Regions from separate parts of the Mus musculus genome. Here region 2 is linked to region 1. Evidence: chromatin loops called from intact Hi-C (ENCODE). Cell type or tissue: heart. All regions are shown on one strand.

Region 1 (4,000 bases):
GAGTTATTTAGAACAATTTCCTTTAATCAGTTCAGCCCTTTAAATTCCCTCCCAGGTTTCTCTTTTCCTATTTATCTGCATGTGGTGTGCCAAGGGGATGTATGCACACCTTACCCATGCAGGAGCCGGCAAAGTCGGATCCTCAGAAACCTGAGTTACAGACGAACCACCATGCTAGGAACTGACCCCAGGTCCTCTGCAAGAACAGTGAACACTCTCAACTGCTGAGCCATCTCTCCAGACCCCTTGCGTCTCAAAAGTACTTACAGTTACAAAAGACCCTTCCTTACTTGTTTTGGAGCTGGCCTTCTCTGGAGAGAGGTCTTGCGATGTCTCGTGTATATTACCAAGCTCTCGCCCTTCCAGTGGAATGTTGACGTCCTTCAAACCGAAGTGTCTGTTTCGCTCATACACCCTGTGTCTGTTCTCCTTCTGAGACAGAGACTTTCTATGAGCCAAGTTGGTTCTAACCATCTCAGTGCTCGAGTCTTTCCGAAACCGACTGGCAAAACGTGACACCAGCATCCTGCCAAAGAGGAGAAACAGACACCAACATAAATGGATTTTCATTTTATTATTTAAAAAAAGTAAAATAAAATCTCAGGTCAGGCTGTGGCAGGCAGAAGGCTCAAGCGAGCAAATCATGTGAGCTTTGCATAGCCTGGGCTAAAGAGTAAAACATTCTCTCAAAGAGATAAATTAGTAAACTAATAAAAATGATCAAGACTTCAATCTATCTCCTACACCACTCTGCACTTCCTTGAAATGAAAATATTAAAACTCACAATGGAAAAAATATGAGTAGATATGAAAGTAGAAAAGTCATCACAGATGAGATACCACGGCCTATTTGGGGGTTATGAGTAGGAAGTAAGTAAGGTCTGAAACCCACCTAGACCCTTCATCGCAGCATCACCCTACTGTGATGAACACACTCCTGTGACTTTAACACCTGGCTAAAGCTGGCCTGATAAATACTGTGCAACCACAGTCGGAAAACCAAAACAAGAGGGCCTGCTCATGGTCAGTCGGTCTCAGCTCCAAAGGAGGCTGGTGGGAGCTATGTGAAACCTTGTTTTAATCCTCTCCCCACCAAAAGAAAAAAAGGAAAAGAGAGAAAGTGTCAAACACAACTACTAGAGAAAGAGTTTAAGCAAAACTTGTTAACACGGTTGTCTTAGACAGGGTGTCAATTGCTGCAACAAAACACCATGACCTAAAAGCAAGTTGGGGAGGAAAGGGCTTATTCAGCTCACACTTCCACTTTGCTATTCATCATCAAAGGAAGTCAGGACTGGAACTCAAGCAAGGCTGGAACCTGGAGGCAGGAGCTGGTGCTGAGGCCACAGAGTGACCCTTCTTACTGGCTTGCTTCACTTTCTTACAGAACCAAGGATTGCAGCCCAGGGATGGCTGCCACCCACAAGATGCTGGGCCCTTCCCCATTAATCATTAACTGAGAAAATGCCTTACAGCTGGACCTCATGTCGTCATTTCCTCAACTGAGGTCCTTCTTCTCTAATGGCTTGTGTCATGGTGATGGTCAAGTGGACCTCTCAGGTCAGCTCCCCTGCCTGTGCACTCATCTTAAGATTCTCCGTCTAATACTTACAGCAGGTTAGAGAGAAATGACAGCGTCTTCAGGAAAAGCAGAATCCACTGACACTTGTGGGCTATTTTGGGAGGTTACTAGCATACAGGTCGGGTAGAGTCTCATCTCTAATACGCTGTCAATGCTTTAGGATAATCTACATTTTTCATGCCAATTTTTTCCAAAGGTTTTTTTTCTTGTTGTTTATGTGTATGTCTATTTCTGTGTTGGGGTGGATGCATACTGGTGTCCAGTAGAGGGTGTCGGACCTCTTGACGCTGGAGCTACAAGGAGTTTGTGACCTGCCCTACGTGGGATGCTGGGAAGCTAACTCTGCAAACAAGTGCTCCTTCCTAACTGTTGAGCCATCTCACCTAGGCCATTTTTAAATTTTTTCGGGACAGTCTCGTCCCAGGCCATTCTCGAGCTGGTATGCAGCCACGGAGGACCTTGAACTCTTGATCCCACTTACCTGAAGCAGTTTCTGGATCCACAACAATGTCGCAACACAGAAAACTCCACCGATCCGCAGAAGGAACTCCCGGACCGACCCTTCACGGAACTGAAATTTCCCGCTGCCAGCCGCTGATTGGAGGGACTTTTGCCAACACTTCCGGAAGCTCCCGCCCCTTCCCCTCGAACGAGGCTTGCGATAGGTTGGTTCTGTGCGACATTTAAATTGTTTGGAAGGCAAAGGGTTGGGAGCGGGAGGGCGAGGGGGAGGAGGGAGGCGGTAAACCCGCTAGGCGTGGCAGCGACACACTATAAACTCAGTGGGGCGGGCCGCACTTGTTGGCTCTTCAGGCCGGTTTTCTTCTTTCCTTTTAAACGTGTTTGTTTGTTTGTTTGTTTGTTTTGGTTTTTAAGACAAGGTCTCACTATGTCTGGGAACTCACTATGTAGACAAGGCTGGCCTCGAACTCACCGAGATGCTCCTGCCTGTCACTGAGTGCTGCTGGGATTACGGGCTGAGCATCCACGCTAAAAAAAGGCAAAGGTTTTAAGTTAAACGAGATCATTTATTCCATTTCTCCTTCTTTTCTAAGGCAAAATTAACGTCTGCCTTAGAAATCAACTGAGATTTCTAACAGACACATAAACGAAGGCACACATCCCATGAGATATCAAGAAAACAAAAACGCCTGGGCCAGGACAGCTGTGCTGACCATGTGTTTGTAGACTGATCGGTATCCAGTAGACACCGGGAAGATAAATTAGGAAAGAGTTTGTAAGTTTGGCTTTTGCTTTTTCCCTGCCAACATCTTGGGAAAGAGGACCAGCTGCCTGCAGCTCTATAGCAGCACTGAGACCTCTGGGACATACAAAGAGAAAGATGAAGATAGGTAACTGACATAATATTCATGGTTATGTTAGATCTGATGGGGGAAAGAAACACCAATTTCGCGAGTGGCTGATTAAAGCAAGCTATATCTGATTAAAGCAAACTGGCCAGCCAGCTGCGGTCTCCCAAAGTGGAGATTTCAGAGAGCAGCCCCTCACTGGCTTTTGAGGTTCTTTTTATGGGAATGGGTCAGGGTTGCTAAAAAAAAAAAAAAAAAAAAAAAAAAAAGAGCCGTTGGAGATAACTGACTCTTAGTGCCTTTAGCATCTGGGCCAGCGGGAGAGTGAGCCACTCGGGGTTCAAGGCTACCTATGGGGTAGATAAATGCAAGAACACAGCATGTGGAAGGGGAGTCATCACAGGTGTTCAGGAACTTAACAAGGCAAAGGGGTGGGCGTACATCATGGGGTCACAAGTTCAGCATAGGTTGAAAAACATGGTTTGCAGGAAACAAACCTGTTCTTGTAAGGTGTTAAAAGACACCTTAAGACGTAGTAACAGTGTGTGACAATGTGGTTCCTGTTTGGGTTTCACTGTTGTTTTAAAATAGCTGAGACTGGGGGCTGGAGAGTTGCTTGGCAGTTGAGAGCACTTTCTTGCCCTGGCAGAAAACCCAGGCACCCACGTGGTGGCTCACAACTCTCTGTAACTCCAGTTCTAAAAGATCCATCACATTCTGACCTCTGTGGGCAAAACACTCATAGGCAGAAAACAAAATAAATCTTAACCCACCACCACCACCCAGGGACCCAAAACTGAGTCTCTATTGGCCTCGGCTACTTGAGGGGAGTGAATCGGGAGGAGTGGGTGGCACCGATCCCGGGCGGCGGCCGTGCTTCACAGGTTTGTAGGTGATGGAGAACTCGCCCAGGTAGTGGCCTATCATCTCTGGTTTGAGCTCCACCTAGTTGAAGGTCTTGCCATTGTACACGCCCACCATGCTGCCCACCATTTTGGGCAGGATGATCATGTCCCCTCAGGTTTGTCTTCACCACCTCGGGCTTCTCCATAGGTGGCGCCTCCTTCTTGGCCTTTCTCAAGGGCTTGAGCAGTTAGTTCTGCTTCCG
Region 2 (4,000 bases), 140 kb before region 1:
GCCACCTTAGATCTCTGACTTTTCCCCTCCTGGGTTGTGAAGTAATAGAGTTGTAGTGCAGCAAGGAGAAATTTATATTTTATATAATTTTTCCACCTAAGCATAAAAGACACATGCCCATCATTTCTTCACAGCAACTGAAATAAGTACCTTCAAAGCACATGAAAATGCCTTTTCTCCAACATTAACGGACTTAGGGTCATCGTCGTCCAAGTCTTCCCACATCCTCACATCACCATCACTGCCACAAGTCACAATATAGCTGTGAAGGACATACACATTTTAAATGTCACCCAGTTCCAGGAACTCTTCAGGAAATGCTACTTTTCTATATTTTCAAACAAAAATCAAGACATTAGTGAATTCTTTTCCATATAAACATCAATAGCAGACTCTTAGCTTCCATTCTATAAAACGGAGATGAGTTTAATGTTCTCTGCGGCTCTTCCTTGGCATAAAATTATTTCTTGGTAATAACGTGAGAGAAAGACGAGCACATGATTTCTGCAACAGCAAGGACTGTGTCTGCTCAGCCACCATCACATCCCCAGTACCAGCTCGGGACACACAGAGACTATAACCAATGTCTGAATATATGAGCTCAACGAGTACCCCAAAAATTATTAAAATAGCCATGTGAATAGGTTATTGCTTGTTTTTCAAACTTCTCATCGCCTAAGTGCTTTTGTTCATTCTGTTTATGTCCTATCTGGACACATAAAAGTGCAAATTAAATAAAAACAGTAGAGGGCTAATGGCAAAAAAAAAAAAAAGATAAAAAAAGGAAGGAAAGAAAAGGAAGGGAAGGAGAGAGGGAAGGAAGGAATATGAATAAAATAAATGTTTAGAAGAAAAAAAAGATTAACTCCCAAATTGGAAAACCCAAAGGGGGTCATAGGAAAGTGTTCATCAGTGTAGTAGCCCTGCCTGTAATCTCCGTGCTTGCCAGGCAGAGGCAGCCTCAGCTACACGTTAAGTTGGAGACCAGCCTGTGCTTTAGGAGGCCCTCACTAGGACACCAGCTTCTAGGCAAGAATGGTCCACTTGAGTGGGCATGCGTGACATGGCTGCTATAGGGGTAACCAAGTGCTTTTTGGATTTAAGGTCTATTCCACAAAGGGGAACCCATTCTTGGTAGGTAAACCCTTTCAAAAGCCCATAGCAAGGGGAGGTCTCAGGCCCTAGGGGGTACACTACTGCATAGCTAAATTGCATAACCTCAAACTGCTGTCTAAATATTTATGTACATTTCAAATGCTACCCTCAGCCTTTATTAGGGAAGCCTCAGCCGGCCTGGAGCACGCCTTTAATCCCAGCACTTGGGAGGCAGAGGCAGGCGAATTTCTGAGTTCGAGGCCAGCCTGGTCTACAGAGTGAGTTCCAGGACAGCCAGAGCTATACAGAGAAACTCTGTCTCGAAAAACCAAAAAAAAAAAAAAGAAAGAAAGAAAGAATTAGAGAAGCCTCTATTTCCAGTAAATGGTGGTGATTGTAGAGCCTCATGACCGCACAAGGTGCTGACAAGAAGCGACTTCTCAGTATTGAGCCCTAAACTAGACATTTACATTATGTCCTCTAGTACACAGGGGACACTGTGAAAGAGGAAGCTGCAAAATTCCATCTCCTGGGCACGACAGTCATTGCAATTTACAGCAACTGCTGATGCTTAACTGTCTCATAAAATAAACATGACACCGAATGAGGACGTGAGTGGCGGGAAGGCACTCCTCTGGGTAAAGGATTTTAATTTTCGTGAGGTCCTAGAAGTGCCACGACAGTTCAAAGCAAACAAGCCTCAGGGCAGAGGCGCTCCTTGTTTATTCCTTCCTCTGTCCCTCCGCATCGGTCATCTTCGACCGGCTGTCCATACCGAGAATGACGGCTAACATTCACGCTGGACCCGTCCTTTGTTTCCAAAGACGCTTACCTTCCAGAATCATCAAAGCAGACTTCGGTGTGCCCTTCCGTATGTCCGTACCTCATGGGCTTCTGTGTGGCCGGCATCTTTCCCTACCTGAGCCGTTTTGTAAGAACTGGTATTTTTTTCAGTAGGGCGATCGTCCTCTCCGCGCCGTGCAGTCCTGTTTCCCTCACCCGAGGAGCCACAGCACGATGCAGCGGAAGGTATGTCACACACGCCCGGGAGATGACAAGCTTTCCCCTCTGCAAGCACGGGCAGCGGGGGCGAGGAGCAAGCGGTGTGCACCAGCGTCTGCTCTGATGGAAGCACGGAGCCGCTTCCCGCGCTCTGGCGCGCTCGCCCTGTGCGCATGCGCGGCCCGCCGCCGCCCAGCCCAGGTCCGGCCCGAGGTCGCCGGGTGGTGGCGTCAGAAGCGCGCCGCCTCGAAGCCGAGAGCTGGTGGCTGGGGCCGCTCTGAAAGAAAAGGTGGGAGCCGAACCCGGAAGTGGCGGCGGTCCCTGGAGAGCAGGCGGAGGCAGCGGCAAGTCTGACTCTGGGCTGACCGTGGAGCCGGGGCGGGGGCTGACAGCCAGGCCTCCGCCTGGCGGGAGCCGCACGAGGAGCGGGAGTGGCCGGGCCTCTCTTCCGCGCTTGAGCGAGCGCCGGGTGATGGCGGTGGTGATGGCGGCAGGCGCTCGGACAGCTCCGCTTGAGCTGAGCTCGGAGAGGTGAGAGGGGGAAGGGTGGCGGCGAGGGCTGGGGTTTGACGCCTGCCCTTTCAGGATCTCCTCCCGAGCCACCGTAGTCGCCTCCTTGAACCGATCGAGCTCCTCGGGACCGGGTTAGGGACAGACCTTGGCAAGCCTTTATTCTTCACGCCCTTCGTGCCCTCAACTTTGTCATTTCTGTGGTAATAAAGGATGGACTGATTCTTGTTTCTTGCGACTCTAGCTAAATAATGCTAAAGAGAGTTAACTTGGGTTTTCTATTTAGTTCCGACCAAAGTTTACCAAACTGCTTTTAGATCTAAAAGGAGAGGTCTAATTTGTATTGTTACAGGTTTCTGTTCATCGTGGCAGTCGATAACACATCCTCTACTAAGTCAGGTCTTGGCCCGTTAAGTTTATGCTTTTCTTGTTTCTTCACGTTCTCCATATTAATAAATTGGTCTGTTGAAAATTATGATTTTCGGTGATAATTGGGGCTTTGACGGCGTTTTTGTGGTACCCACTGTACAGTTTCAGTCAGACTTATTTTTATTACCGGAAAACTCTACAGAGGTAGATCTAGATAACTTATTAAAAAAATTGCAAGCTTAGTTATTACTCAAACCGTGGTATTCTTGCTATGGTGGCATTTTGTAAGGCATTTCTAAGAACCTGGGTTCCAAAAAGACACTCAGATTTGTATATGAATAAAAAGGAAGAGTAGTTGGCTCAAGTAGAATCTGAGATTCTTTTTTAAAAAACAAAACAAAACCCTATTGTTAATTTCCCACAAGAATAAAGGCACCTGAGACAATGACTTTTGAGTAACTTACTTTTATTTTGAAATTATTGTTTTTAGACAGGCCAATTTATAATTCTTTTGCCCAGTACCTGGACAATAAAAATGAGTAGGTACAGTGTGAGGTTCAAGTTGAGCTGATGATACTCATCTATATATTGAATATATTGTAATGGGATTTCAGAGTAATGCTTTTCAGAGCTCACCATTCAGAAACTTGCAAGTGGGAACAAGAGTTATTGATGTAAATACTTTAGACAGTGCCTGTGATACCATTTGATTTTAGAACTATGAATGATGTCAGCACACCTGCCCGCTCTCTCTGCCCTAACAACCAAGTCAGTATTGACAGGTTAAGATAATATTTCCTTTGCTGATTTCCCAGGTATGAATAAGCTTAAGCCTGATGATTAAACAGTTTCGTTTTTAATTTTAACTCTAACCTGTTGTATGACCTTGAGTGTGAGTGTGTGTCTTTATTTTCCTGATTGTCAGATTTCTCACCTCTAAAGTAGAGGTGATACTTAGTTCCACCAAATTATTGAAGTACATAGAAGATACTCGTGGAAGTCTAAAACTATTAAGGCCTCATGT

The links. A loop is a pair of places that touch in the nucleus more often than their neighbours do. Peaks named below come from ENCODE experiments on the same cell type or tissue, not always from the same donor. Only the 100,000 strongest peaks of a DNase experiment are listed, where the experiment ranks them.
Region 2: it touches region 1 in a loop (2.9-fold over the local background); 1 of 42 quality-filtered maps calls a loop at or near these places.

The regions. Positions count from the first base shown.
Region 1 is chr14:47,416,046-47,420,045 of GRCm38, forward strand. Dlgap5 (DLG associated protein 5) reads right to left here and starts at 2,362. Exons shown (of 19, transcript NM_144553.2): 1 at 2,064-2,362; 2 at 291-526. The coding sequence starts at 525. It also overlaps the pseudogene Gm8353. In heart, a CTCF peak has its summit at 1,854 (motif pointing right); a DNase peak (open chromatin) is centred at 2,246; H3K4me3 peaks cover 1,874 bases; H3K27ac peaks cover 1,856 bases.
Region 2 is chr14:47,274,594-47,278,593 of GRCm38, forward strand. Wdhd1 (WD repeat and HMG-box DNA binding protein 1) reads right to left here and starts at 2,264. Exons shown (of 25, transcript NM_001360532.1): 1 at 1,928-2,264; 2 at 151-262. The coding sequence starts at 2,004. Socs4 (suppressor of cytokine signaling 4) reads left to right here and starts at 2,327. Exons shown (of 2, transcript NM_080843.3): 1 at 2,327-2,628. In heart, CTCF peaks have their summits at 2,343 and 2,543; a DNase peak (open chromatin) is centred at 2,348; H3K4me3 peaks cover 3,443 bases; H3K27ac peaks cover 2,401 bases.